Regions from separate parts of the Homo sapiens genome. Here all the other regions are linked to region 4. A link is a contact called in ENCODE Hi-C or POLR2A ChIA-PET data. All regions are on one chromosome and are shown on one strand. The core of a region is the stretch at or near the end of the contact, and the rest is flanking DNA. Distances in the headings are between cores, read along the strand shown.

Region 1 (4,229 bases), core at 1-2,500, 970 kb before region 4:
TTCCAAATCTTTCAGCAGACGCCTGGAACTAGTGACACCTGCTTTGAACAACAACAGAAACCTAAATCCTGAAGGAACGTCAGGAATACTCTGGCTGCCCAGAATTGTTTGCCCAGGCAGTGGCAGCCATTTTGTACCCCAGCCCTTCATACCCTTATTCTCAAATGCAGGCCCCGAAGGCTGCCTCCACCGCTGGTTTTCACACCTCCAGCCAGCAAGGGGCCAAATGGGATTCAGGGGCCGTCTTCTCTGTCCTGCTCCTCGGGTCCCTCACCAGGACTCATGTCCTGTACTGTCCTCCTGGAAGTCACCGAGGCCCAGGTTGGCAGCCAGGAAGCCAGGTGTAAGTTTTGTTTCCCCAACCACCAAAGGGGCAAAGGAGGACTGCCTGGGGAGGCTGGGAGTGCAGCGGGGCTGCTGCTGCCACGGGAGAACATGGAGCAAGCTCACGAGTCCTTCCCCACTGTCTCCAGTGGCCCCAATCTTGATGCAGCCCTGCACCCCCAACCTTCTCCCCAAGCTGGGCTCCAAAGGCCAGAAGCACAGCTGGGACCTGGGCCAGCCTAGTGCTGAGGACTTTTCCTCTAAGGTCCTGGCCTGCCTCCCTCCTTCCTCTCAGAAAGGGAAACAGGAGAAAAGGGGAAAGAGGTCTTTGCACTACATGCAGCTGGGAGGGAAACCCAACTAGGATAAGGATGGATTTCTTGGAAGAAGGGAGACAGTCATGGAAAGAGGTTTTGCAAAGGTGGAACTGACCTATTCGCTGTCAAGGGCTATGCACACCACTACATCTGTGTGCCTTTCTGTGCGACTGCCTGTCGGTGCAATTCCCAACGCCTGAGCCCTACCTCTTGCTGCAGTTGCAGCAGCTCTGGTCAAGCCGCTCAGGCCACTAAGATGGGGGGGAAGAGAGAGCCTGGACGCGCGGTGCCTGCTGGGGATTGTAGTTCTTCTGGCCTGAAAAGCGATCCAAGGGCCTGTAACGTCAACAGCCACACCCGAGACTCCAAAACCCATCTACCCTTGCGCGGGGGCAGACCGCGCGCGCATCACTGCCTTCTTTGATTGGTCAAGCCTTCTGCCAATATTCTCGCTTTTTTGGCAACGATTAGCTGTGAGGAGGCACAACTGGACCCGCCTTCTCCGAACTCAATTAAAGAGTTCATTGATGGCGTTAATCTTTACGGGGCAGAAAATAGATCCGGCTAAGGTGGGCGGGGCAGCAGGCGCGGAGGGATCCTTGGCCTTTGAGGAAGGCGACGAGAAGCTCGGCGGCCATCGCCGCCATTTTGGGCTGGGAGGAGGCAGCGGAGGGACTCGCTGCGCAGTGAGAGCACCCCGTGGGGGGTGGTCCGGGCGCGGGGAGAGGCCGGGCCGAGTGGGCTACCTGAAGTGGCGGCGCCGGGAGACGGCGGGAAGTGGGACCGGGGGCCAGGGAGGGTGAAGGTTGGAGTCTCCTCGGCCGAGCCCGGTCCTCAAACCGTCCCGGCAGCCCCGCAGCCTCGCCTCTCACAGAGTGCGGGGTTCTTCGGTAATTACCGCGTGTTTCCCGAGACCCCAGAAGGGGAGAGGCTGGTGAAACGGCTTCCCTCTGCGGTCTTTCCACAGGGGCGCGGATCCTGAGGCCGAGCTCTGCCAGCTTCCCTCCCCACCCCCATTCGGCCTGGGTATGGCGGCGAGGCCCCGCACAGAGGGACTCCCACTTCGACTGGAGAGGTGGGGGCGACGCCAGATTCCAGAGGCTGGCGCCGCGGGGGAGGGCGGAGGTCGCAGGTCTGGCCACAAGTCGGCGTGGCAGTCAGCTGGAGGCTCCGAGAGCGGAGATCCCAGTGCACCCACCTTACCTCGCTTACACCAAAGCGCCATCTCGCCGCCCGGGTTGCGAAAAACCACGACCCTCTTAAACTACTGTAGCAACCACTAATTCCCCCTGGGAGCAGCTAGAGAGGGGCACTTGGAAACCTTCACGAGCTCGGTGCCTGAAGGTCTCTGAGGCTCTTGCCCTCAAGATCTCTCCCATTCAGCCCCGATTCTCCGGACAACCTGACCTAGCATGTCGCCAGCCTCTTGGTGAAACGCCTAAAGTGTGCTGCCCCACTTCTCTTGAAAGTTTACACCGAAGGGATGAGGTTTTGCCCTTTACAGGGTTGGGGCACAAAGTCGGAGTCGCTGCGGCTCCGAAATAGAAACGGAGTTGCCCATTTCGTATGCTTCATCAACATCTGCTTGCATTTTGAAATCCTAGTCTTAACTTTTACACAACTTTTAGAGAAATGGCTGCCCTCCTAGAGGGAAAAACGAACTACAGTAATTCCAATTCCAATGTAATCTTTGTAAGACTACAAAATCTTTCCAGTTTAAAGATTTTTCTTTTCCCACAGACTAAACAAAGTCAGAGTATTTTGTGTTCTACTGGTGCATTGTTACTAGGTAACCTCAATTTTTTGAAATTCCAAGTAATTGAAGGATCACTTTTGTAGATCCTAAATGCTACCAAAAAAGAAACCAGTTTTTATCTACTTCATATGTATAGCGTTTAAGAGATGAGGAGACCTGCTTTGAAAGAATAAACTCTTAACCTTACATTATAGCTGTAGCAGCTTCTTAAAGATTGAAGTTTGATGTGAAGTTCTTTTATTGAATTGCAGGTTAAACCATCTTACTTCCTACTGCTTGAAATCTAAATCCAGAGAGATTTGTGGCTCAAGGATATCTTCAAATAAAAGTTTTATTGCTAAAATGTCAGTTAAAATTATGCCTAGGTAGGTGCTGAAGTAGGAGAGGCTTTGACGTAGCAGAGTGACTGGCAGTGAATTTTGTGGGTACCTTGTGATGAGTCTTATTATCAGTTACAAATGGTCAAAACATGCCTAAGCCTTCAGCCTTACTAAAAGTTTAACAGAACTTGGCCTGGCGCGGTGGCTCACACCTGTAATCCCAGCCCTTTGGGAGGTGGAGGCGGGTGGATCACCTGAGGTCAGGAGTTTGAGACCAACCTGGCCAACATGGTGAAGCCCCTTCTCTACTAAAAATACAAAATTAGCCGGGTGTGGAGTTGCGTGCCTGTAATCCCAGCTACTCGGGAGGCTGAGGCAGGAGAATCGCTTGAACCCAGGAGGCAGAGTTTGCCATGAGCCTCTCACCGTTGCACTCCAGCCTGGGTGACAGAGTAAGACTCTGTCTCAAAAAAAAAAAAAAGTTTTCCAGAACTGAAGTTCTGCTCCTCCTATTAATAATTTTTCTTCAGTTGGAGTGACAACTCCATAGCATTAACTTTTTTCCCTCTGCTCCCCAGATGTTTTACAACTGGATTACAAAATAGGATCATCATTGACTAGGGTCCTCAATCCAAAACTGGAACCACTTACTCCTAACTGAAGCTTCAGTACACTTGATGCCTACTGTGGTTTGATTTTTTACCTACATATGACATGTTCGCTCTACACTGATCAAGAGATGTGAGTTTAAAAAAGCTAACTAACTTGGTAGGACTTAAATAGTCATAGGAACAGAAAAGGCTTTTAAAGACGATCTTTGTGGGTCTTCTGTCAAGAATTTAATGGAGGATCCTAGACACTTGGGATTCATCCTCCATTATGAAGTAATCTAGTGAAATTTTTGGATGCTACTGAGTGGCAAATACTGTACCAGCAGCAGAAATTTGTTACTCATTTGTAAATGAAACTTACTATCCTTAAGGTTGACCCACAAGCTTTTCCATTCTTTGCTAAGAAAAATTGGGAATAGGCCGGGCACAGTGGCTCACGCCTGTAATCCCAGCACTTTGGGAGGCCAAGGCGGGCAGATCACGAGGTCAAGAGATTGAGACCGTCCTGGCAGACATGGTGAAACCCCATCTCTACTAAAAATACAAAAATTAGCTGAGTGTGGTGGTGTGCACCTGTAGTCACAGCTACTTGGGAAGCTGAGGCAGGAGAATTGCTTGAACCCCGGGGCTGGAGGTTGCAGTGAGCCGAGATCGTGCCACTGCACTCCAGCCTGGGTGACAGAGCAAGATTCTGTCTCAAAAAAAAAAAAAGAAAAAATGGGAATAAAACCAGCTTATTAGTGGCCTCCTGGTTATCTAAGGAAAACACAGGACTGTAGGACTGAAAATTAGGAACTCCGAGCTCTGTTTCTGTGTGTGCTGCCCTTAACTTGGTTGACTTGGCCAGAGGCCAAATACTGATAATGAGGCCAAACTGGTCATTTTGCTGCTTAGTCTATTG
Region 2 (4,231 bases), core at 801-3,300, 710 kb before region 4:
CAATGGACTTAATGCTGTGTCTGTGGGTGTGAGGCAGCTAGACTTTGCATGGTATAGGATAAACCTGTTACGGACCAATATGACCATAATAATAACAACAGCGATAGCTGACTGCTTTCAAGCACCTCACATGTGTCAGACACTTGCTCAGTCTTATGTGCAAGAACTCATTTAATTATAACAGTTACTGTTCTACAGATAAATAATTGAGACTCAGAGAAGTTAAGGAAATTGCATAAGATCAAACAGTAGACGGTGGGGCCAGGACTGAAGCCCAGAATGGTTTGATTTCAGAGTTAACTACTATAATCCACCATAACAGGAGGGCCTGAGAAAAATGGCAGTGAGCCAACCTGAACTCCTCATAGGAAGCCACCCTCTGTTCCACTGCCCGTAACTTGGCAGCATTCTCCCGTTTGTACTTCTCATCAGCAGTGAGTGCAGCCTGCAGCTCTTTCTCCAAAGCCTTGAAGTTGATGATGTCATTCCTTTCCATGGCCTGTGCCTGGGAAGGCAAAGGGAATACATGTCAGTGGACAGTCAATATCAGGGGAAAGAGGGTACCTCTGAATTATTCACCAGAACACAAAATGACCCCAAAGCACTCTGGACATCATGTCACTCAGATTGGGAGGTGTTACAAAAATCTGGTTTTCTATTTTACAAAGACAAGTTGAATTTCACAGTGAGGACTTACACAAGACTTGTCCCTGAAAATAGAATACAGAGTCCTGACTTTCAATTTGGAGTTCTGTCTTAATTTTGCTCTTTGCCTCTAAAAATATTTTTAATTTTGGTGCTTCAGTCGAGGAGGCATTGGGATCTCAGAATTCAGTTTCTTCACTCTTCCCCCATAGGATTGTTCTACAGCAAGTCGTTTCGACAGGGGACCTCACACAAAGGCAGAACTCTTGTTAGTTACCCTTGAGCTCGGGGATAAAGTTTCATTCTTCATTGAATGTCTTTAATGAGGAAGGAGACTTTCACCCAAACCAGATGCAATGACTGAGCAGGAAATCAAGTAGAAGGGGCAAAGGAAGGAGCTCAATGACCCCATCCCCAAATCCCTCTGTCCAGCCCAGGGCTGGAACAGAGGTCCCTAGGTACCTGGGCAATGCCTTTAGTTCTATCACTGTACTTCTGTAGTTTCTGCATATCTGAGGCTGACTGATCATTTCTACAGAGATATTCTTTTCTTTTTTTTTTTTTCTGGCTCTGTTGCCCAGGCTGGAGTGCAGTGGCGCGATCTTGGCTCATTGCAACCTCTGCCTCCGGGGTTCAAGCAATTTTCGATCCTGACCTCAAGTAATCCGCGCGCCTCGGCCTCCCAAAGTGCTGGGATTACAGGCGTGAGCCACTGCAGAGAGATTCTCTACGTGGGTTCTAGTCGTGGCTCTGGCATTTACTTGTGGGACCTCTCTGAACTGCAAACTCCTAGTGAGTTGAGCTAGATTTTGTGGCGGGGTCATCACCAACAGCCCTAGCGCAAGGAAGCAGGAAGTCCCCAACCAATCCCATAGCCACCCTACCCCAACGTAGGGAATCTGAACGCCAAGAAGGGGCTGGGGTGGCCAGTAACCGAAATCAGGTGTCCAGTTCTCAGCCCTCCCCAGGCATTTAATACATAGAACTAACCCTTCCGTCCCCTTACTCAGCCTCCCGGACCTTCACCCCAGCAGTCCCGGCCTTGGTCCCCTTGCTTTCTTTGGGGATCCCCTGATAAACCAGAACAGGAGGGCAACCCCGCGCAGACCACGCCCGCAGCTGTGGTTGCCTAGCAACTGCGCTAACAGCCTGACCACGTGATCTGCCCGAAGGCCCCTCCCCCCATTTTCAGGGTGGTCCCGAGGCGCCTGATCAGATTCGTTCATCCTCAGCTCTCACCCTCTTTGGAGCAGCCCACGTCTTGGGCTACTCGTCTTGGGGACCCGCTACTCCGCCTTGCCAGTCCGCGGCGGGCATACCTCGGAACTGGTCCTCAGGCAGAGGGTTGTCCTCCCGGGCAGAAAGGCGACAGCGGCGTCTGCGGGGTCCTTCCTGGCGGCGGGCGCAGGCGTTTCCTCGGCGTGGGGCGGAAGCACGATCTCCGGCAGCGGCCTGGGAACTCTTAGCTGAGCAGGCGAGAGGTAAGTTGAAGCGGGTCAGCGGCACGGAAGGGTTGCTCCAGGTGGGATAGGAAATTAAAAAGCGTCAGATCTGGAAGGGGCCTTATATGCTATTGGCCCCTTTCGCTTTACGGATCGGTAAATTGAGGCCTGGAGCGGGAAAAAGAATGGAAGACCCTGTCGTCCTCGTGCCTTCCCAAGGCTTCCGAAGCGCGCACACACGCACACACCTCGATTTCGGGGCTGCCTCTATAGCCTCAGTCCGTAAAATCGTATCGCTAGGTAGGAGTGGTGCTCTAACTGTCCAGTCCCCTCGCTCACTTCCTCTTCTATCCGTGCCGCTTTCAGCCGTTCTTTGCCAAGTTCCCTCCGAAGTCCTCTGAGCTCCTGCATTGTAGCGGGAAGCGGCAGTGAGGTTTGTTACCATGAGTCGCTAGTTTTGTGTAACTGTGGGCAAATCAGCTATATTCTGTGTACCTTGTTAGAGTCATTCATTAGTTCAGTAAATACTTATTGAGGGCTTAGTCTATGCTAGGCACAGTACTAAGTGAACAAAGTCTTTGCTTCAATTGTAGTTGGGGAAATGAACAGTAAACAACTAGATACAAGTCAGCTAGTGATAAATGTATAACATTTGTGAATAGCAATAAAACAGTGAAAGTGGGAAGTTGGAGAGTATGTATGGGGGACTTTTTAGAGTGACAGAGAAGATGACATTTTAGTGGAGACTTGATTGAAATAAAGGAACAAGGTGAAAAATATCAAAGGGGAGAGCGTTTTGGACAAAGAGAAAGGCAAGTGCAGTGGCCCTGAGGCAGAAATGAGCTTGGCTTGTTCCATGAACAGCTTTCTATAACAGTTTCTTCAATCGGCCGGGCGCGGTGGCTCACGCCTGTAATCCCAGCACTTTGGGAGAAAGACGCGGGCGGATCACCTGAGGTCAGGAGTTCGAGACCAGCCTGGCCAACATGGTGAAAACCCATCTCTACTAAGAATACAAAAAAATTAGCCAGGCGTAGTGGTGCACTCCTGTAGTCCCAACTACTCGGGAGGCTGAGGCAGGAGAATCGCTTGAAACCAGGAGGCGGAGGTTGCAGTGAACTGAGATCGTGCCGTTGTACTCCAGCCTGGGCAACAAGAGCAAAACTCTGTCTCAAAAAATATATATAAAATAAATAAATAATTTCTTCAATCCCTTGACTGGGGTCTTGGGAGAATGAGATAAGCATAAATGCGATAGTAGCTTTTTAGAAGTAAAAAGAATATGCATGTGAAAGTTTCCATAATAATTTACATTTAATTATTGGTCCTTGGAGCTCCAATTCTCTCTCTACATTCAGCACCCAGCAGGTGGCATTGAGGGAGTTGGAGGTATCAGTCTAATCCAAGAAATATCAGCATCTTAAAATTAAACATCCCATTCAGTTAACATTTATCCAGTTCCTACTTATGCAAGGTGCTGTCTTGGCTATTGGCTGTGTTAGCATTGGTACTTTTTTCTCAATTATTTAAAAATGTAAAATGTGGCCGGGTGCGGTGGCTCACACCTGTAATCTCAGCACTTTGGGAGGCCGAGGTGGGCTAATCACCTGAGGTCAAGAGTTCGAGACTGCCTGGCCAACATGGTTGAAACCCCGTCTCTACTAAAAATACAAAAATTAGCCAAGTGTGATGGCGGGTGCCTGTAATCCCAGCTACTTGGGAGGTTGAGGCAGGAGAATCGCTTGAACCTGTGAGGCGGAGGTTGCAGTGAGTCGAGATCGTGCCACTGCACTCCAGCCTAGGCAACAGAGCGGGACTCCGTCTCAAAAAAATAAAAAAATAAAAATGTAAAATGCATTCTTAGCTGGAGGACCATGCAAAAACAGTTGGAGGGGCCAGATTTGGCCACAGGTCAGAGTTTGTCAACTCTTGCTCTAAAGTATTAGGAGGTGAAGAGGCATTGTGTCAGCAGCATACTGTCAAATATTTGGGGAAAAGAAAGTTATTTGTACTGTTCTTGCCACTTTTTGGTATTATTTTAAAATTAAATTTAGTATCATAAAAGAAGTGAAGAGAAGAAGCAGGTGCATGGAACACAGGGTTCTCATGATCAAGGATGGCAAAAAATAATGCTAGCTAACGTT
Region 3 (3,805 bases), core at 270-2,769, 860 kb before region 4:
CTGTAGTCTCCCAGGCTGGAGTGCAGTGACCGGATCTTGGGCTCACTGCAACCTCCACCTCCCGGGTTCAAGCAATCCTCCTGCCTCAGCCTCCCGTGTAGCTGGGATTACAGGCATTCACCACCACGCCCGGCTAATTTTGTATTTTTAGTAGAGACGGGATTTTGCCATGTTGGCCAGGCTGGTCTCAAACTCCTGACCTCAGGTGATCCACCCGCCTTGGCCTCCCAAAGTGCTGGGATTACAGGCGTGAGCCACAGCGCCCGGCCTAGATGCTTTATTTTTTTTGAGGCAAGGTCTCGTTTTGTTGCCCAGGCTGGAGTGCAGTGGTACCATCATGGCTCTCTGCAGCCTTGACCTCCTGGGCTCAAGCCATCCTCCTGCCTCAGCCTCCCGAGTAAATGAGACCACACTGTCACCATGCCTGGCTAGTTTGTTTTTTGTTTTTTTTTTTTGTAGAGATCGGGGGTTAGTCTCACTCTTGTTTAGGCTGGTCTCGAACTCCTGGGCTCAAGTGATCCTCCCAAAGTGCTGAGATTACAGGTGTGAGCCACCGTGCCCGGCTTTTATGTATTCTTTCAACAACGCTGCACGGCTGCGATTATCCCCACTTTGAGAGGAGACAGGATGAGAGGCTGAGTGGCTTGCTAGGCTTGTATGGACAGGATGCGGGCTCTGCAATCACATGACTTTGTATGAGAGGGCAAATGGATTAACCGCTAAACATAGTTTCCTGTTGTGTAAAATGGGGATGATGATAGTATCCACCCTGCGGACTGTGCGGGCTGAGATAATCCCACAAAGTGCTCTTAGGACCTGGCAGGTGGAAAGTGCTCATGATCACCTCTGCCAAGGCTGCACAAGTAGCGAGTGGCCGAGCTTTATATCCGAAGTTAGGACCCTGCAGTTTTGCCCCTCTCCTCTCTCTCCCTCTCCTTCCCGGCTCCGGGGAAAGGAAAATTTATGGCTCCGGGTCGGGGGTTGCGGGGGACCTCTGTGCCGTGCTCCGGGGCCGAGCTCTCCCCGCCGGCCTCTCCCGCGTCCGTCCGGCCGCCCTCCCGCCCAACCTCTCCCGCCCAACCTCTCCCGCGTCCGCCCGCCCGCCCAACCTCTCCCGCGTCCGCCCGCCCGCCCAACCTCTCCCGCGTCCGCCCGCCCGCCCAACCTCTCCCGCGTCCGCCCGCCCGCCCAACCTCTCCCGCGTCCGCCCGCCCGCCCAACCTCTCCCGCGTCCGCCCGCCCGCCCAACCTCTCCCGCGTCCGCCCGCCCGCCCAACCTCTCCCGGCCCCGCCCGCCCGCCCGCCCAACCTCTCCCGGCCCCGCCCGCCCGCCCGCCCAACCTCTCCCGGCCCCGCCCGCCCGCCCGCCCAACCTCTCCCGGCCCCGCCCGCCCGCCCGCCCAACCTCTCCCGGCCCCGCCCGCCCACCCAACCTCTCCCGGCCCCGCCCGTCCAACCTCTCCCGGCCCCGCCTGCTGGCCGGACGTCCGGTCTGCAGGCGCGCGCTCCCGAGGTCCCGCCTCGCCCGCTGAGCCGGCCTGTAAGCGCTGCGGAGATTGGGCTAGAGGCGGAGGCCTGGGCCACGGCGGAGGCGCTGGGTACGTAGCGCGCCACGCGGGCCGGTGAGAGCCAGCCGGGCGCCGGGGAGGGGGCGGGCCCTGGCCGCGGCTGCTACGCGGGGCTGCCACCGCCCCGGGCGACCCAATTTCGCGGCCTAGTGGGGCGTACGGGCCTCTTTTGAAAGCCTGAGTTACGATGTATTGAGCGCGTCGTATGCGGCCAGCACTAAGGCAAGTGCTTTTATATCCACGGCCCATTGTCTTGACAGCAACCCTACCAAGCAACGTGTTATTTCCTCTGTTTTACGGCTGAGGACGCGCAGGAAGGTTTACAGCTAGAAAGGGCTGGAGATTGTGGATTCAAACTCAGGATCAGACCAAAGCCACTGCCCTTTAGAACTTTGCGGGCCGATTGATTCTTGAATCTAGCTTCTGCCACTTCAGTTGTGTGACCTTGGGGTATCTTTCCGATCCCAAGTTTGCTCATCTGAAAAATGGGAATAAAGCTACAGTATCTGTCCCATAGGGTGGGTATAAAGTGCTTTACTGTTGAGCTGAGTGATCATCTCCGATTTTCAGACCCCTCTCCTCCGCTTCCCTCTCCCCTGGGAGGCCAGTTAAGGTTTTAGTGAAGGCCCCCGGGACTGGGGCGGCGTGGATCTCACGCCCACCAACTAGTGAGGGAGGCCATCCGGCCACCCGTCTCTTCCTTCCCCAGCTCCGCAAAGGAGGCGTTGGCATTTCAGGTGTTTGCTTACAGAGTTTTCAAAGATTTTTCACTCTCCCTTAGTTGTGGGAAAATGATTCAACCTACCCAAGTGAACTTTGACATTAAGTCTCAATTCTAACGGTGAGGAAATGGAAGCCTTTGAATATGTTTTATGTCTTAAACGTGTTTGTTTTTGCAGGAGGGAGAGTGCTCATTTTACCTGAATAAATCAAGATTGAGTTGGTGTGGCACAGTGCTGGCATAGGCCTGGGGAAAGGGGTGAAATGCTAGAGATCTGGTAGATGGATAGAAAGTGGACAGACGGGTTCGGGTGGTTTTTGTCTCAGCAGGGCCCTAAATTCCCACCAAATCCTCCTCTGTCTGTCTTCACCAAGGTCTGAATCTGTCCCCTTGGTAAATAACGTTTAAATGGTCTCCGAGCCCCTCTTGGTGCCTGTACCTTAAGGAGAGAAGAAGAGGGCTGATAGCTGAAGGCAGGCAAGCCACGAACTTAGCTTTGTTTTGAAAATTACCCTCTGGGCCGGGCACGGTGGCTCACGCCTGTAATCCCAGCGCTTTGGTAGGTTGAGGAGGGTGGATCACCCGAGGTTAGGAGTTCGAGACCAGCCTGGTCAACATGGTGAAACCCCCGTGTCAACTAAAAATGCAAAAAAATTAGCCGGACATGGTGGTGCATGCCTGTAGTCCCAGCTACTCGGGAGGCTGAGGCAGAAAAATCGCTTGAACCCGGGAGGCTGAGGTTGCAGTGAGCCGAGATCGTGCCACTGCACTCCAGCCTGGGCAAGAGAGTGAGACTCCTTCTCAAAAGAAAGAAAGAAAGAAAAAATTACCTGCTGGGAGGCCGAGCGCGGTGGCTCACGCCTGGTAATCCCAGTATTTTGGGAGGCTGAGGCAGGCAGATCACCTGAGGTCAGGAGTTTGAGACCAGCCTGGCCAACATGGTGAAACTCCATCTCTACTAAAAATACAAAAAAATTAGCTGGGTGTGGTGGCGGGTGCCTGCAATCCCAGCTACTCAGGAGGTCGAGGTAGGAGAATCACTTGAACTCAGGAAGCAGAGGTTGCAGTGAGCTGAGATCGTGCCACTGCACTCCAGCCTGGGTGACAAGAGCAAGACTCTGTTTCAAAAAAAAAAAAAAAAAAAAAAAGGAAAAGAAAAAGAAAATTACCTGCTGGCACAGTTTTAGATTGATAGCTTTAGATTGAAACTTTCACATTTTTATTTTGAAGATTACAGAGGATAAAAGTTCTGGTTAATTGTGAATGTTGATATTTTAAAATAAAGCTGTTAAAATCCTCATTTAAACCTGCAGTGAAGTCTAAATATACACCATTTGATTTGATTTCCCTCATCTTTTGAAAAAAAAAAAAAGAACCACTTTTTATTTAACCATCGAAATTTCAAATCGTTCTTTTTTTCCTTTATTTTTTCCGAGATGGGATCTTGCTCTGTTGCTCAAGCTGGAGTGCAGTGGCAGTCACTGGTTACTGCACCCTTGACCTGCTGAGCTCAATC
Region 4 (4,005 bases), core at 1,208-3,707:
TACCGCTGTCTGCTACGTAGGTAGAGAGCCAAGCTAGGACCAAGGCTAGAATCAGCACCACCACACCTGCCACCACCATCACCTCATTACCCACACCCTCAATGAGGGTGACATCAGAGAGCTCCATGGCCTGGCTGCTGGCAGGGTCCACGCTGCAGGAACAAAGGGGGACAGCATCAGCAGAGCCTGAGGGGTTGCAACCAGGTCTCTAGTTTGTTTAGGTTCTAACTGACCCAGCCCTGAAAAAAAAAAAAAAGGAGTTCAGTGTTGTGTAGAAGGGGGCACAAACCTTCCTAATTCCGGCACCCCAACCTAAACCTAAAGACCTACCCTACCCTTTGCCTCTATTGTGAAACTCTTGCTTTCACGTTCTGTGACCTTCCTCTCTCAAACTCCAACTTCCCAATGAGTGTGGATCAGCAGGAAAAGCCCACAGCCTTGCTGCTGCTGCTACTGTTGTTGCTTTTTTGGTGAATGAGGAAAAATCTTTGCTGAGGCCTGAGTTTCTCTAGGATTTCTATCGCTTGGTCAAGCAAATATGCCTCCTAAGCAGCCTCCAAAGTGGCTTCAGAGAGACCCAAAAGCCTGGAATATTTTACTGTGGGGCCCCCCTGGAAGCACTGTTTAGCCATCCCTGCCAGATTGTCTCATTTGAGCCTATTTCATTCCTGGTCACAGATCCAGGCTGCCAGATGTCAAGAGCCAAAGAAAACTGACCTACCATCAAAAGCAGAGTCAGACAAATCTAAAACGATAACTCTGTAGGGACCGCGGGCAGATACTATGCAGCAGACATTATGTGCCGCCTCTGAAACTTCTGGCAAGCCCTGGGGAGCAACTTGGGACAGACACCAGAAGCACCACCTTCCTGGGTCACCATGGGCCCACTCCTGCAATGACCACTCCCCAAGTGGAGTGATTTGAAAAAGATTCCATAACAGCTCTCACAATCCATATCTCAGTCTCTCTTCTTTCACTGTGAAGGTTCTGCTGCTGCAGTTTCTTAGAAAGGCAGGAAGGGTCCCTGCTTGCTCCTTGGAGTACCTACTATTTCCCTTGGAGAATCTGCTGCTTTCACAGCTGTCCCTGGGCAAATCCAGTCTGGTGATTACCATTATCAGACTATTCTCACAGCACCTATAAAACTTCATTATACTTATGTACCTGTCCATCTTTCTATTAGACTCCTGGTAGACAAGGATCGTATGTATTTCTCTTGGTACTGAAGTGTCCAATATAATGCCCCAGTAGTTGCTCAAAGAATTATCTGTGGAACACATCAACATCCTTATTTAATATACCGGCCCTGGAGTTAGAAAAACAACTAATTATAACCCCAGTCTTGCGTCTTACTAGCTATAACACCTCAGACAACTTTCTCAGAGCCTCAGCTTTCTCATCAGTAAAATGGGGTTAAAAACAGTACCTACCTCATGAGGTTGTTTTGAAGATGACGTGAAATCATCGAAGCAAAATACTTGGCACAGTGCCTGGCACACTGCAAATTGCAATTGCTTAATAACGGTAGTAATTATTTATCACAACCACAACTAACCCCTGATGGTAAGAAGGTTAATGTTATTAACCATGATTTACAGGAAAAGAAACTGCGGCAAAGAAAGACGAAAACGATTGGCACAGACACAGGGAACTCTCGTGGGGAGGGGCCCGGCAGGACCCCAGGTGTCCGGCCTCAGGGGTCTTTGCTCTGTCCCTCAGCCTGTGATCTACCCTGTCCGTACCGTGACCGCACGGTGAGGAGGGGTCCCGCACCCTTTTTCTGAGGCGAAGGTTCCGCTTTTGGATGGTCCTATTCCCTCGGCGTTGGACTGGGGTCCATGGGCCCACCCGAACCGAAGGGCTGCCTGGCCCCAGCCTCCGTGATAAGACCAGTTGTCCCGGCCAGTGAGGAGTAGGGTCGGCTAAGGGGGTCACAAACCGTCCACACCCCTCAAACTTCGGGGCGGGGCTGGGGAACTGGGGGCGGGGCTTCAGGACGCGAGGAGTCATGGGAAATTAAAGGGGGATTGGACCGGCACTGTGCCTGGATGGGGAAGTCCTCACCTGAAAAGACCAGACTAAATGTTTTGACCTCGCCAGGACGGCCCCTGGACTCGTCTTTCCGTAGGGGTCGGGAAAAGGGCTGGCAATCTGCGATTCTGTTCAGGGTCCGGTCTCTTCCGGCTTCTCCCGGAAGCTGTTATACCAGGGACAGGAAGTCCCGCCTCCGCGCCTTGCACTGATGACGCGAAGCTGCGTAAGACGGGCTGACGTAAAAGGTATTCTTTAAATAAAAGGGACAGGTTTCTCAGCGGAAGGAGGGGTGGAGTCATTGTTGGCGGGATTGCGGCCCTCCCAGAGCGGGGCCACGCCTGGTGGGCGGGGCCTTAGGCAATCCAGGGTGAGAGGCGGGGCCAGGGGGGAGGAGTTAGCGCGGAGGTACTTGGGAAAGGGGCGTGGCTTCGCGACTGCGGAAGGTTGCCCGGGCTGGCGCCGCTGGGCAGAGCCGGTGCGACGTTTCCCTTTCCAGCTTTGTTCTTCCGGCCCTGCTGTCTGCCTCCCCGGCTGATTGGATTCGTTACTGCTTTGCAACGCGCACCTAACTCCAGGTTAGCGGGGATTAGTAAGAACTCAGCTCTGGGCCAGTCGGGAAGACAGATAAGGAGACCAGTTAGTCAGCATCCAGTGCTTGAAGAGTGCGGCCCCAGGTAGTGTGGGACCCGGAGAAAGAAGGCGGGAAAGCATTTCAAAGAAGGCACAGATTCGGCGCAGGCTTAGGACACAAAAAGGGGGAAAAGTCCAGCTTTCAAGAACTTATCCAGATTTTTGCAGTTAAAATTTTTTCTTTTTTGAGACGGGAGTTCCGCTCTTGTTGCCCAGGCTGGAGTGCAATGGCGCGATCTCGGCTCACTGCAACCTCCGCCCCCCCGGGTTCAAGCGATTCTTTTGCCTCAGCCTGCCGAGTAGCTGGGATTACAGGCATGCGCCACCACGCCCCGCTAATTTTGTATTTTAGTAGAGACAGGGTTTCTCCATGTTGGTCAGGCTGGTCTCGAACTCCCGACCTCAGGTGATCCGCCCCCGTCTCGGCCTCCCAAAGTGCTGGCATTACAGGCGTGAGCTACCGCGCTCGGCCGCAATTAAAATTTTTTCTAAAAACTTACTGTGGCCGGGGGGAGTGGCTTACTCTTGTAATCCCACCGCTTTGGGAGGCAGAGGTGGGAGGATCGCTTGAGCTCAGGAGTTCGAGGCTGCAGTGAGCTATGATCTGAGCCACTGCATTGCACCCGACAGGGAGGCCTTGTCTCCAAAAAAAAAAAAAAAAGCGCTGGAGTTTGGGGTTTTGGAGAACTACTGATTAAAGGATAAATAATCCAGACAGGGGCAAACATAAGCAAAAAGCTCGGTGGCTTCTACCAACTGAACACTGGCAGAAGTAGCACTTAGATCAAGAAATAGATAATTAGGACTGGCGCGGTGGCTCACGCCTGTAATCCCAACACGTTAGGAGGCTAAGGCAGGCGGATCACAAGGTCAGGAGTTCAAGACCAGCCTGGGTAACATGGTGAAATCCCGTCTCTACTAAAAATACAAAAATTAGCCGGGCGTGGTGGCGCACGCCTGTAATCCTGGCTACTCAGAAGGCTGAGGCAGGAGAATGGCTTGAACCTGGGAGGCGGAGGTTGCAGTGAGCTGAGATGGAGCCACTGCACGCCAGCTGGGGTGACAGAGCGAGACTCTGTCTCAGGAAAAAAAAAAAAAAGAAAGAATTACCCCAGAATCTCCCCCTTCATGTCTTCTTCTAGCCATTAACCTCCAAAGAGTAATCACTATTCTGACGTCTGTCACCATACATTAGTTTTTCCTGTTTTTGTACTTGCTATAAATGGAATCCAACTGTGTATCCTCTTCGGTGTCTAGCTTCTTTTTTGTAAGTCCTTTCATTGTGGTAAAATAAACATAGCTAGGCACAGTGGCATGCACCTGTAGTCCCAGCTACTCTGA
Region 5 (4,218 bases), core at 1,152-3,651, 640 kb after region 4:
AAGCTATGATGGCACCACTGTACTCCAACCTGGGTGACAGAGGGAGACCCTCCTGTCTCTCAAAAAAAAAAAAAAAAAAAAAAAGGCTGGGCTTGGTGGCTCATGCCTGTAATCCCAGCACTTTAGGAAGCCAAGTGGATCACCTGAGGTCAGGAGTTTGAGACCAGCCTGACCAACATGGTGAAACTCCGTCTGTATTAAAAATACAAAAAATTAGCCAGGTATGGTGGCGGGCACCTGTAATCCCAGCTGCTCGGGAGGCTGAGGCAGGAGAATCGCTTGAACCCGGGAGGCGGAGGTTGCAGTGAGCCGAGATTGCACCTTTGCACTCCAGTGTGGGCAACAAGAGTGAAACTCTGTCTCAAAAACAAAAACAAAAAAACTCAGAACCAGAGGGGCACTGGCATCCCTAGAGAGGTCCCATCCTACTGAAGTGCCCAGTACCAACTTAAAGACCTACTGGACTCTTCTTCGTTGTCATGGAGACCACATCAAAGCTGCCTTCCAGGAAGAGCCCTCTGTCCTCCTCTCCACTTCTCTTGGCCAGAACTCACACTTGTCTCTAAACTGGTTCCATCCAGCCCAAAGCTGGGATTTGCTTGGGCTTGTTTCTCCTTCCTTGGGCAGGGTTCCTGCTAAGCTCAATTAATTTGGTCTTTATTGTACCTATTCACTACACAAGCATTTCATGCCACCCTCATAAGCATGCTAACAGGCTGAGGAGGACTTTCAGAGGCAAATGAGCTCTGGAGAGCTCTCCATAGATAAGGATGTCTATACCATGAGGCAGGATGAAAAACATCCACACCAGAGATATAGTCAAGAATGTTGTATATGGCTAAAGGAACTGATTCAGGCTATCATGGAAGGCTTCCTGGAGGAGAGGGACAATAGACATGAGCCTTATAGAATATTACAGCACCTATAGAAAGGGAAGTTTACTTCCATTTGCACAAGCAGATCTCATGGAATGAGCCCTTATGAACACTAAACAGCAATTGTATGTTTTAGCCTTAGTTCTGGCCAGACAGGCCCAAAGAGCTTACATGTGTCATTTCCTTCTCTGAAACTCCACTGCCTCATCTGTAAAGTGGCGGGTGTTAGGTTAGATGAATTTGGGAAGCCACTCCTGCTGGCCTGGCATTTGAACATTCTTTTGTGTTTATCACAAACAGGCAGGATAAAAAATCAGGCTGTCCTCAAAGGAGTGCATAGGCTGGAGACATAGAGAATTGTCTCAGCAAAAAGGCCTTTGAGGATTCATGTCCTTTGTGCCCCCATGGCCACAGCCCAAGCACCCCAGGTCCCCTCAGATGTCTGTCTTGGACATAGCTGCTTGCCTGGAACCCAGCACTGTATCTGACACGATAAATGTTTATTGAAAGAAGTGGTGAATGGATGAGATGACAGAGACTATGACCAGCTTCTTAGCTAAAACTGAAACCCATCCTGCCTCCAGATCATCAGAACCTTTGGGGCTTTTGCTCCTTTTGCTGGCTCTCAGATAAGAGGGAAGATGGCTGAGAGGGAGCTACACTTTCGGAAATCATCTACCCTGGGGCTTCTGGTTTCTGCTGCAATCAGTAGAAAGTGGGTCACAAAACAGCTCTGCAGAGAACAGACCCTTGAGGAAAAGCCTGGATTCTGTGCCAGTTTACATTTATTGATCACCTACTGTGTATCAGTTGTCACATAGCTTAACTCATTTAATCATGGCTTCAGAGGGGTGTACAGGAGAGTGTGAGGGATTTGAGGCTGTAAACCCCAGAGGTGCTGACTAGCTGAGTGACCTCAGGAGAGTTACCATCCCTCTCTGAGTTTCATTTTTAATATCTGTAAGATACAAACGATCCATTTCGCCGGGTTATGGGAACGAAATGAGCACGTGGAAGCGGAGCGCTTCATAAATGCTAGTTATTATTGTTCCTCTGGGCACACAAGCCCGGTCGCCTCCCTCCTGGGCGCACACAGACATGTTCATACTCCCACGTACACGCAGATGCAGAGACGTGTGCAGACGCCAGCCGGAGGAGCACGCGGCGCATCAGACCCAAGACCGTGGCGAGACGGTGAAGAAGCCGCGGGGTCCTCGGCTTCTCTCTTTTTCTCTCGGTTCTTTATGAATGAACTCCAGCCGCGAGTTTTATTTTTTTATGAATGGGAGCCGGAGCACTGAATGAAGCCGGGAGCCAACCCCTACATTCTGATTGGCCCCCGCGGCTGGGAAACTCCGCCCCCCGGCCAGGCCGGACGACTCTCCGGATTGGCGGGCGTGCCCAGCCCTGGGGTTCCATTCACAAAAGTCAATGAAACAAAGGGAAACGGGGGGCGGTGTGGCGGGGCGGGGGGTGGAGAGCTGAGGCCGAGCGAAGGAAATGCACCAATCAGCTGCTCCCCCGGGCTCACAACTGTCTGCTGCGCCCGAAAAACAAGTCGGTGCGCTGGGGACCCGGGGCCGGGGCCGCCTTACTCCGGCCTAGCCCCGCGGCCCTCGGTGCGGGCTCCAGGGCATGCTCGGGACCCCCCGCGGCTCCAGCCCAGACGCCCCGGCCTCAGGTGAGGCTGCGGGAGGGAAAGGGAGGGAGAGTGTCTGTGATTCCCCGCCTCGCCTCCAATGCACACCACACTCACTCTCACCACCCGCCTCCGCAGATTCCAGGGCGGGGGTGGGAGGTGCTGGGATTCAGGGTTGGAGGGGGCGCGGGAGTTGTGGGCATGCGATGGTGTGCGCTTCGCCTGCTCCTCCGCGCGCGCGCGCGTACACACACACACACACACACACACACACACACACACACACACACACGTTCTTATGTAACCGAGCCCGGGTAAAGCAGGGCTGCAGAAAGCAGAAACGGCGAGCCCGGCTCCTGGGAGCAGGTGGGACCTCCTTTGGCCTTTGGCGGGAGGGGAGTGGTGGTGGCGCTCGGCCTGGCAGGCGGAAACCTCGCCATCGCCCCAGTGAGTCGGAGAAGTTTCGCCGTCGGACCCAGAGCCTTGGGACTGCCCCCTCCCCGCCCCCATCGCAGCCCTCCCTGGACGGTGTGCGAACGCAGCCCCCTCCCCCACCAGGTCTCGGCCCCCGCTTGGGGCCCCGGCCGTGCGGCCGGAGGGAGCGGCCGGATGGAGCGGAGGATGAAAGCCGGATACTTGGACCAGCAAGTGCCCTACACCTTCAGCAGCGTGAGCGCCGCGCCGGCCTCCACGCCCGCCCCGCCCCGCACCCAGCCCCTACTCTCACCACAGCCCCCCTCCCCGCAGTCCCAGCGGAGTCCTGGGCTGCCCCGCCCCTGAGTCACCCGAGGACCCCAACCTCGTCCCCCAGACTAAGCGCCTCAGGGTGACTCGCGGGCATTCTCCCCGCTTCTCGCAGAAATCGCCCGGAAATGGGAGCTTGCGCGAAGCGCTGATCGGCCCGCTGGGGAAGCTCATGGACCCGGGCTCCCTGCCGCCCCTCGACTCTGAAGGTAAAGAGCAAGAGAGACAAACCGCGACCCTCCTCCGCCACACACACACACACACACACACACACACACACACACACACGGCCGATTCTGGAACCCCCGCCTGTTTCCCCAAAAAACTCGCCCTCCAAGGGATTTTGGTCATTCTTCTCGGTCCCTACTCCCAAGGCAGGGGAGTCACCGGGTCTTGCTAGGGCCCCTTCTCTCTTACCGTCCCCTCCACCTCACCTCCAATTCCACTATTTACCCCTCAGATCTCTTCCAGGATCTAAGTCACTTCCAGGAGACGTGGCTCGCTGAAGGTGAGTAGTTTTGTGACCTTTTCTATTTTGGGAGGCTGGACAGGGGGACACTCCGTAGCCCCTGGTATTCCACCCTAAGCCCTACACTTCTCCTCTCCCTTCCCTGCCTCAAGGAGTTCTCCAAGGCCCTCTCCCCAGGTCCCTTGCCACTCTACTCACCCCAGCACCCAGCGTGGACACTTATATTGATATTTATTTTCTCTACCCTGAGCCAGGCTTGTGTAACTAGGCTTGAGGATGAATCAGACCATTGTGTGGGGTATTTGCTTATTTGAATGGAACTTGGCCCCAGGCCCATTTTCCTGGTTGAAATTTTCATTTGTAAAGTTTGTTTTGCAGAAGCCGCCAGGCCAAGGTGCATGTTGGGGTGTTGTTGGTGGGGGGTGGGGGGAGAAATTAATTTGTCACTCATCCTCCAGAGTTGCCCAAGCATTGATTCTTATCCCCTGGGT
Region 6 (3,629 bases), core at 213-2,712, 590 kb before region 4:
CTCCAGGCAGTCACCCCGTGGTGGGAGCAAATCCGGCGCTCCCCACTGCCGGGGCAGGTGCTGAAGTTGAAGGCAGAAGCTGGCAGGCAGCGATGGTCCAGGCACAACATGTTAGGCCCGCAGGCTGTGCCATCCTCCACATAGCTCAGGTCAGAGCCGTCCGCCAGCTGCACGTGGCCTCCCCTGGGGAAGTGACACAGCCAGCCTCAGCCCCCTGTCTCCTAACCCCCAGCACAGCTGCAACCTCCCCTCCCTAGTCTTGGTCCTGGCCAGCACCTGCAGTCCAGCTCCTTGCCCTGGTGGTAGAAGGTGACACTACTGATGTCTCCCACCAGGTCCCCTAGCCGAGGAGCTCCAGAGATGTTGACACAGAGGAGGAAGCCACACAGCACGTCCCTGTTGGGGCATATAGAGACAGTGAGCCCCAAGTTTGACCTCAGACTCAACTACTGAACTCTAATCTGCCCTCACCCTGCACCCTGCCACCTCATTTGCCACGTGCCCGCCCATTGGGACTGACAGGCTCCTCCTGGGAGAACCTGCTGCCCCATCTCTGAAAAGTCTCACACCTGCCCTGGAGCTGAGAGGCCCTCTGGGAGCCTCAGTACTCACTGCTTACTGCACTGGACCCAGCCAGATCCCTTGCGCCCACAGCTCCCACGCTCCGTCCCCTCCACATTCAGCTTCTCGTAGCAGAAGCGATCAGCAGCCGCTGTGGGGAGAGGATGCCAAGTGACCCCACGCGCCCCAGGACCCACCCCAAGACCTCAGGCCTGCATCTCCCACACTCTGCCTGGGTCCCTGAGATCCTGGGGAGCTACACACTTGGGGGCCTGTTCAGCTGGAACCCACTCTCCCCAGCTTCTCAGCTCTGGGTCCTCCGGAGTCCCCACTCCCAGCCCTAGCCAGACTCACCATGGCCCCAAAGAACCTGGCACTGCCGGTCCCGGGTTTTGCAGCGACCTCCGTAGCAGCGGCCCTGAGAGTCCAAGAATTAAGAGGCAAGGGATGGAGATGCTGAGTGGTCAGAGTGGAGACAAGAGACTGCCCTGAATCCCAGGCTCAGGGGGCAGCCATCATACCTGCTCATGGTCACAGTAGTAACCGTCCAGCTTGTGCAGGTTAGGCGGGCACTGTGGAGAGAGGGGTGGGGTTGAGCGGAGCAGTCCCAGGACTGGAGCTGAGGGCTGCCCCAGGGAGGAATGCTGGGGTACCAAGTGCCCCCCATTGGGGGCTCATGCCACAGGGCTCTTCCACGCCTAGGACAAGCGATCTGTCTGGTTCTGGACCCAGACCACACGGATTTGCAAGCCCCAGAGCCGCTCCAGCCTCCCTCCCTCGTAGGGCTGGGAGATAAATGCCTGGCATGTAATTAGGTTGTAATAGATGTTAACTAATATTATCGTCTACTCTGATCCCTAACCTACACCAGGCACCGGGCCAGGCGCTGGGAATACCAGCCAGACGATACATTCTGGTTTAATGATTGAAGGAACAAGGCCAGGAGCATGAAGAACCCCTTTCTCAGATAAGAAAACAGTCTGATCAGTGGAGGTCGATGCCAGCTGTGGAGAGGAGGGGAGTGCTGAGCACTCGTCCGGGAAAACCAAATCGACAAGGGTAGGGGTTGCCTCGCCCAGGGCTCCACAAGACGGCGGGGCCGGGCGGACCTGGCTAGAGTCCCCGGTGCAGGTCTCCGCGATGTCGCACTCGTTCACGGCCTCTCGGCAGGACACACCCCGTGGTTCGTACTAGGGAAGAGACGCGCTCCTCGAGTCAGGCAGGATGGATGCCTCGGCCCTGCCCTCCCCAGGCCCCTCGCTCTCTGGACCCCCACATCCCCGGGCCCTCCAGCTCCCCAGGGCCCCGTTTCAGGCCTGTTCTTATTTCCCTGCTCCCACCACCTCTTGAACGCTCCCCACCTCGCTCCCAGCGCACTCAGCACCGCCCCCAAGCCCGCCCACCTTCCCGCCCCTCCTTGATTCTGGGCAGCCTTCCCTTCCCGCTCCTCGTAGCCCCGCCTTCAACATCCTTCAGCCCCGCCCCTTGCTCCCCATTGGCGCTGTCTTCGCATCAAGCCCTGCCCCAGAGGCCTTCGTCCCCGAAGGCTCCGCTTCCCTCCCTAGCTCCCACCCCTTATATGAAGGCCTCCAATCGCTCCTCCTGCGTCCTGGCCCCGCCTCCCGGCCGGTCCTGCTTACCTTGCAGCGGCGACAGCAGAGCCCGTCGCTGCACATGGCGTCGTGAGTCAGGGTGCATTTCTTGCAGCAGTTGCCACCTGCGCGGCTGCACTCCTGAGGGACGCGGGAGGAGGGGAAGGAGGCGGGCGAGCCCTAATCCTCCCACTCAGACGCTCCCTCGTGCCCACCCCCGCATCCCGGTTCCCCACCTGGCGCCCGCACCACCGCTCACCTGCACCGAGCCGCAGTCGCACTCCTCCCCTGCCTCCACGAAGCCGTTCCCGCACTCTGGGGGGTCCAGGAGCTGGACCGGGAGGACAGGTCGGGAGTCTGGCCCGGACCCCGCCCAGGGCCCGCTCCCATGCTCCCCGCCGCGGGGCTGGTACCTTGAGGGGCTTGTTGAAGAGGCAGCTGCCACCACCCTCCTGCAGAAACTGGTTGTACTCGTCGATGCTACAGCGCGAGAACTTGCGGGGCAGGTAGAACCTGGATAGGGCGAGGGGAGGTGCTGCTGGCTGCTCCCCTCCAACCCACCCTCACCCCTCTCAAGGCTGGGGAGGGGGTACACTGGGGGACTTCGTCACCATCGCGAGGAGGCGGAGGATCTGCCCCGGGATTGCACCAGAATCCTCCCGCCTGTCCCTGTCGCTCCCATCCCCTCCGCTGAACCTGGGGACTCGCAGCCGCGCTGGAGGGAAGGTGTCTCCATGCGAGGCTTGGGCGGCGCCCAGTGGCCACGATGCGCACTGCAGCCTGGCCGGTTTTGGTGTCCCAGCAGGGAAATCTGGGTCTCCCGGGGCAGTGTTTGCGGAAAACTGGGCTTCTTGGGATCCTGAGTGGTTCTGTGAGCTGGGCCTCTTGAGCCCCCTGGTCCAGACTGCCAAACAATGCTCGCTCTAAGACTCCCCTCGCCCAAGACCTTCCCCCGGTTTGTCCCCAAGAACTCACCCAGTGTCCTCCATGATGCAGCCCAGCCAGATGTCTGGACACTTGCAGTCCCCTGAGGGGTGAGCCAGGCGGATATGAGGGAGGCCAAGGACCACCCCTCCCACTGTCACCCTCCCGTTCCAGAGCTGCTGGGCGTGGGCCACACGGGGGCCTCTGGGGGAGGATACCTGCCGAGCTCCGGTGTTTGTTCCACATCATGCCCAGGTTCTGTCCCAGCGTCTGGGCAAGGGTCACGGCCATCGCCCCCATGTTGCCGTACTGGGGGTGGGGAAGATGGGGCACAGATGTCTACATCTTCCAACAGGCACGTCGTGCCCCTGAAGCCCCTTTCCCTCAGCCGCCACCCCAGCCATGTCCCCCCACTGCTCACCTCGTTCACACCCCCGCCGTGGGACAGGGAGCATATGCCCCCCACGTAGGCTGCCCCGCTGCTCGTGCTCTGGAAGGTCCTGCCCCTGGAAGGGAGTGCGCTGTCAGGATGGCCTCCTGCCCTCCCCTGTG
Region 7 (3,529 bases), core at 1-2,500, 950 kb before region 4:
TGTGCCCAGTCAGGGGCCAAAGATAGGCAGGGTTGGGGGTAACATGAAGGTGGTGATTCCCATGAGGGGGTCCATGTGTAGGAAACGTAGTGGGGGTCAGAACTGGAAGGGTGAGGCCACCTGGCCAGGAGCCTGGGGACAGAGAACCTGCAGCCCTTACCTTCTGTGCCACCAGTTTCATTTCAGTGATGTAGGCAGACATGGCCTCCTCCCTGCTCATCTTGCCCAGACTGTTCCAGGCGTCCCTGGGGGCAGAGGGCTGTGAGAGGGCTGCTTGACAGCTGAGGCTTGTCTGCCCAGCCAGCAGGGAGCTCACCACTTATATCGTCCAATGGGGTCCCAGAACCCGGGCCGGGGGACCAGGCAGGGCCCCATGGTGGCCTGCTTGTAGTAACTGTAGAATCGCAGCATCTCTTCATAGGAGGGGCGGTAAGAACCTGGGCAGAGAGTTGGGAAGCCAGGGCAAAGCATCACTCCCAGCTCCAAGGGGCGGAGGGGCGGGAGAACCCTGCTTGGAAAGGGCAGAGGTGGTGATGGGTCCCACCCAGGGCATCTGGACTAGGATAGGAAGCGGAGGGAACCCCCAGGACAGCCCAGGCAGGGGCTTGTCTGCAAAAACTGCAGTGATCAGGACCATTCTTTCTTCAGAGTCAGACCCCAGGCGTCCTGAATGCGAGTCCAAATGCGAGTCCCCGCAGCCTCACCGTTCTTGGGCAGGTTCTGGATGACGCTCACTGCAGCCTGGAACTGTTTCTGGCAGTCGGGCTCTGGGCTTTCTTTCTCGGTGCCCATGCTGCTGCGAGCCCTGGGGCCCTACTTTTGAGCGACTCTGCAAGAAGCAGCCTTCGTGTGAGGGGGCCTCCAGGGTCCCCCCGGCACCATAAGCCAAGGATTCACTTCCCAGAGGGGCAAACTAAGCTCTTTAGAGGCCTCAGACACCCTGGGAGGTCAGAAGTTGTGGTTGAGGAGCCTCCTTTTCCTACCTCAAGGCAGTGTGGTGGGGTCAGGGTCGCCAGGTGGCGAGGCAGGTGGCGAGGGCCTCAGTGCCAGATGTGTCCGTCCCCAGATGCGCCTCCTTTAGGTGCACATCTCCAACTCCCGAACAGGTGGAGAAACAAGATAGGAGTACTCAGGGCGGGGCGAACAGTCTCCCACCCTGGCCGCCTGCACCTTGGCCCAGCGTGTGCCCCGCGGCGCCCACTGCCAGGACACCTGGGTCCTCTCTCGCCACCACCCCGCGGCTTCCTACTGACCCCGGGGTCCAGCAGGGCCGGGATGGCGACGCAGATCGAGGGGGGGAATTTAGGCCAATGAGAGAGCCTGTTTCACATTCGGCTTACCTACCTCAACCATTCAGCACAGCTCTTTCAAGATCATGCAAATAGTTTCTCAGAGCCTTTCCCAATCAGGCGGGGCTTAATCGAAGGGTCGGACTTCCCAGCCCGGGATGGCCAAGGCGGGCGGCAGCGCCCCCTGGTGCACATAGTGAAAGGTCGTGGCGTCCTAGCGCCCCCTGGTGGAAATCCGCATCTGTTCGCTGATATCCAGGCCTGGCCGATCCGAGGCAACCCACTCAGCTCTCTAGACACTTAGGCACTGGGGATTAAAAAAAGTCATGTCCTGTGGTCAGGTGTTCTAGAGGAAGGACATCACAGCTCAGTTTTGGAAGATGGTCGGGCACGGTGGCTCATGCCTGTAATCCCAGAACTTTGGGAGGCCAAGGCGGGCGGATCACCTGAGGTCAGGAGTTCGAGACCAGCCGGGCCAACATAGTGAAACCCCATCTCTACTAAAAATACACAAATTAGCCGGGCGTGGTGGCGCGCGCCTGTAATCCCAGCTACACGGGAGGCTGAGGCAGGAGAATCGCTTGAACCCGGGAGGTGGAGATTGCAGTGAGCCAAGATTGCCCCACTGCACTCCAGCCTGGGCGAGAGTGAGACTCCATCTCAAAAAAAAAAAAAGAGTAAGCAAAATGGACATCGCAGAATGATGGTTACCAGAGGCTGGGAAGGGTACTGGGGAGGGGGGGAAATGGGTACAAAAATACAGTTAGAATGAATGAGATCCAGTGTTCGGTAGCACAATACAACGATTATAGTTACCAATAATTTATTGTATCTTTTTATTTTGTTTATTTTATTTTATTTATTTATTTTTTTGAGACGGAGTCTCACTCTCTCCCGGGCTGGAGTGCAGTGGCGTGATCTCGGCTCACTGCAATCTCCGCCTCCCGGGTTCACGCCATTCTCCTGCCTCAGCCTCCCGAGCAACTGGGATTACAGGCGCTCGCCACCACGCCCAGCTAATTTTTTGTATTTTTTAGTAGAGACGGGGTTTCACCATATTAGCCAGGATGGTCTCGATCTCCTGACCTCGTGATCCGCCGACCTCGGCCTCCCAAAGTGTTGGGATTACAGGCGTGAGCCACCGCGCCCGGCCTATTGTATCTTTTTAAATTAATTATTTTAAAAACAATTTTTGTAGAGGCAGAAGTCTCATTATGTTGCCCAGGCTGGTCTTCATTCAATACCTGGCCTCAAGTGATCATCCCACCTCTGCCTCCCAAAGTGCTGGGATTACAGGCGTGAGCCACCGCATCCGGCCAATTTATTGTATATTTCAAAATAACTGGGCGGGAAGTGGTGGCTCAGGCCTGTAGTCCCAACACTTTGGGAGGCCAAGGCAAGAGAATTGCTTTGAGGCTGCAGTGAGCTATGATCATGCCACTGCACTCCACCCTGGGCAACCAAGTAGTGAGACCTTGTCTCTAATAAACAAATAAAATACAAATACAAATAACTAAAAGCGGAATTGGAATGTTCCTAATACAAAGGAATGATAAATGCTTGAGGTGATGGTTACTTCAATTACCTTGATTTGATCATTACACATTTTATACCTGTATCAAAACATTACATGCCTCTCCATAATTCTCTGCAACTATTAAGTGTCCATAACAATTAAAAGAAATGTAGACTTAGCCTATCCAACAACAAGAATAACAAAAGGGTAAACCAGGAGAATAAGGAAGGTTGTTTCTGGAGGAAGGAACGGCAGGATCAAAAGCACAAAGGCGAATACGATAATCAAGAAGAAAATTCAGGGCCGGGCGCGGTGGCTCACGCCTGTAATCCCAGCACTTTGGGAGGCCGAGGCGGGCGGATCACGAGGTCAGGAGATCGAGACCATCCCGGCTAAAACGGTGAAACCCCGTCTCTACTAAAAATACAAAAAATTAGCCGGGCGTAGTGGCGGGCGCCTGTAGTCCCAGCTACTTGGGAGGCTGAGGCAGGAGAATGGCGTGAACCCGGGAGGCGGAGCTTGCAGTGAGCCGAGATCCCGCCACTGCACTCCAGCCTGGGCGACGGAGCGAGACTCCGTCTCAAAAAAAAAAAAAAAAAAAAAAAAAAAAAGAAAATTCAGGACCCCAGAGTGGCGTAGGGACCCAAGCCAGTGTGCAGAATCTCTGGGCCTGGGAGATCTGAGGATGGGGTAGAGCAGGGCAAGTAGGTGGCAAATCAGGCCC

What was found. A loop is a pair of places that touch in the nucleus more often than their neighbours do. ChIA-PET counts read pairs that join two places held with the same protein, here RNA polymerase II (POLR2A). Pooled maps may share reads with other maps.
Region 1: a loop to region 4 is called in a pooled map, with 17 times the contacts of the local background. The contact joins the promoter of HEXIM2-AS1 here to the promoter of ASB16-AS1 in region 4. A Hi-C loop is called at or near these places in 7 of 50 pooled maps. POLR2A ChIA-PET finds 5 or more read pairs at or near these places in 3 of 52 experiments (CD8-positive, alpha-beta T cell, HepG2 and naive thymus-derived CD8-positive, alpha-beta T cell).
Region 2: a map of CD8-positive, alpha-beta T cell shows a loop between it and region 4 (8-fold over the local background). The contact joins the promoter of EFTUD2 here to the promoter of ASB16-AS1 in region 4. A Hi-C loop is called at or near these places in 1 of 168 maps with a recorded cell type or tissue (CD8-positive, alpha-beta T cell) and 6 of 50 pooled maps. POLR2A ChIA-PET finds 5 or more read pairs at or near these places in 1 of 52 experiments (activated T-cell).
Region 3: a map with no recorded cell type shows a loop between it and region 4 (13-fold over the local background). The contact joins the promoter of DCAKD here to the promoter of ASB16-AS1 in region 4. A Hi-C loop is called at or near these places in 1 of 168 maps with a recorded cell type or tissue (CD8-positive, alpha-beta T cell), 1 of 37 single-sample maps with no recorded cell type and 9 of 50 pooled maps.
Region 5: a loop to region 4 is called in a pooled map, with 8 times the contacts of the local background. The contact joins the promoter of ETV4 here to the promoter of ASB16-AS1 in region 4. A Hi-C loop is called at or near these places in 1 of 37 single-sample maps with no recorded cell type and 5 of 50 pooled maps. POLR2A ChIA-PET finds 5 or more read pairs at or near these places in 1 of 52 experiments (GM12878).
Region 6: a map of naive thymus-derived CD4-positive, alpha-beta T cell shows a loop between it and region 4 (27-fold over the local background). The contact joins the enhancer-like site here to the promoter of ASB16-AS1 in region 4. A Hi-C loop is called at or near these places in 1 of 168 maps with a recorded cell type or tissue (naive thymus-derived CD4-positive, alpha-beta T cell) and 7 of 50 pooled maps. POLR2A ChIA-PET finds 5 or more read pairs at or near these places in 1 of 52 experiments (PC-9).
Region 7: a pooled map shows a loop between it and region 4 (6-fold over the local background). The contact joins the promoter of ACBD4 here to the promoter of ASB16-AS1 in region 4. A Hi-C loop is called at or near these places in 3 of 168 maps with a recorded cell type or tissue (naive thymus-derived CD4-positive, alpha-beta T cell, sigmoid colon and transverse colon) and 14 of 50 pooled maps. POLR2A ChIA-PET finds 5 or more read pairs at or near these places in 3 of 52 experiments (Panc1, activated T-cell and naive thymus-derived CD8-positive, alpha-beta T cell).

Annotation. Positions count from the first base shown.
Region 1 is chr17:45,158,559-45,162,787 of GRCh38, reverse strand. It overlaps HEXIM2-AS1 (HEXIM2 antisense RNA 1), which reads left to right and starts at 1,250. Exons shown (of 3, transcript NR_186789.1): 1 at 1,250-1,327; 2 at 3,296-3,458. It overlaps HEXIM2 (HEXIM P-TEFb complex subunit 2), which reads right to left and starts at 913. Exons shown (of 4, transcript NM_001303441.2): 1 at 757-913; 2 at 153-300; 3 at 1-38. RefSeq lists enhancers at 674-803, 814-1,013, 431-1,046, 1,164-1,393, 1,047-1,662 and 1 more.
Region 2 is chr17:44,897,264-44,901,494 of GRCh38, reverse strand. It overlaps EFTUD2 (elongation factor Tu GTP binding domain containing 2), which reads left to right and starts at 2,050. Exons shown (of 28, transcript NM_004247.4): 1 at 2,050-2,126. DNAAF19 (dynein axonemal assembly factor 19) reads right to left here and starts at 1,766. Exons shown (of 4, transcript NM_213607.3): 1 at 1,636-1,766; 2 at 354-505. The coding sequence starts at 496.
Region 3 is chr17:45,049,346-45,053,150 of GRCh38, reverse strand. DCAKD (dephospho-CoA kinase domain containing) reads left to right here and starts at 1,519. Exons shown (of 5, transcript NM_001288655.2): 1 at 1,519-1,790. RefSeq lists a silencer at 1,379-1,878.
Region 4 is chr17:44,185,169-44,189,173 of GRCh38, reverse strand. ASB16-AS1 (ASB16 antisense RNA 1) reads left to right here and starts at 2,457. Exons shown (of 3, transcript NR_049730.1): 1 at 2,457-2,609. It overlaps TMUB2 (transmembrane and ubiquitin like domain containing 2), which reads right to left and starts at 2,202. Exons shown (of 4, transcript NM_001076674.3): 1 at 2,065-2,202; 2 at 1,431-1,498; 3 at 1-152. The coding sequence starts at 1,465. RefSeq lists an enhancer at 2,344-2,878.
Region 5 is chr17:43,544,523-43,548,740 of GRCh38, reverse strand. It overlaps ETV4 (ETS variant transcription factor 4), which reads left to right and starts at 2,401. Exons shown (of 13, transcript NM_001079675.5): 1 at 2,401-2,556; 2 at 3,073-3,183; 3 at 3,374-3,467; 4 at 3,719-3,766. The coding sequence starts at 3,124. It also overlaps a transcript of DHX8 not described here. RefSeq lists enhancers at 1,976-2,135, 2,257-3,034, 3,035-3,812 and silencers at 2,226-2,275, 2,296-2,435, 2,486-2,605, 3,056-3,105, 3,146-3,205.
Region 6 is chr17:44,774,249-44,777,877 of GRCh38, reverse strand. It overlaps ADAM11 (ADAM metallopeptidase domain 11), which reads right to left. Exons shown (of 27, transcript NM_002390.6): 12 at 3,499-3,583; 13 at 3,296-3,386; 14 at 3,129-3,180; 15 at 2,567-2,666; 16 at 2,413-2,484; 17 at 2,202-2,294; 18 at 1,671-1,751; 19 at 1,083-1,133; 20 at 916-979; 21 at 613-712; 22 at 277-396; 23 at 15-183. Among named protein-coding and RNA genes, the nearest start is that of ADAM11, 17 kb to the right of the region's middle. RefSeq lists an enhancer at 1,330-1,830 and a silencer at 1,668-1,987. Within about 2 kb of position 1,462, at least 9 of the 41 ENCODE cell types and tissues checked have a DNase peak (open chromatin) inside an H3K27ac peak, as active enhancers do.
Region 7 is chr17:45,133,408-45,136,936 of GRCh38, reverse strand. It overlaps ACBD4 (acyl-CoA binding domain containing 4), which reads right to left and starts at 1,250. Exons shown (of 10, transcript NM_001135705.3): 1 at 984-1,250; 2 at 705-829; 3 at 317-437; 4 at 161-245. The coding sequence starts at 792.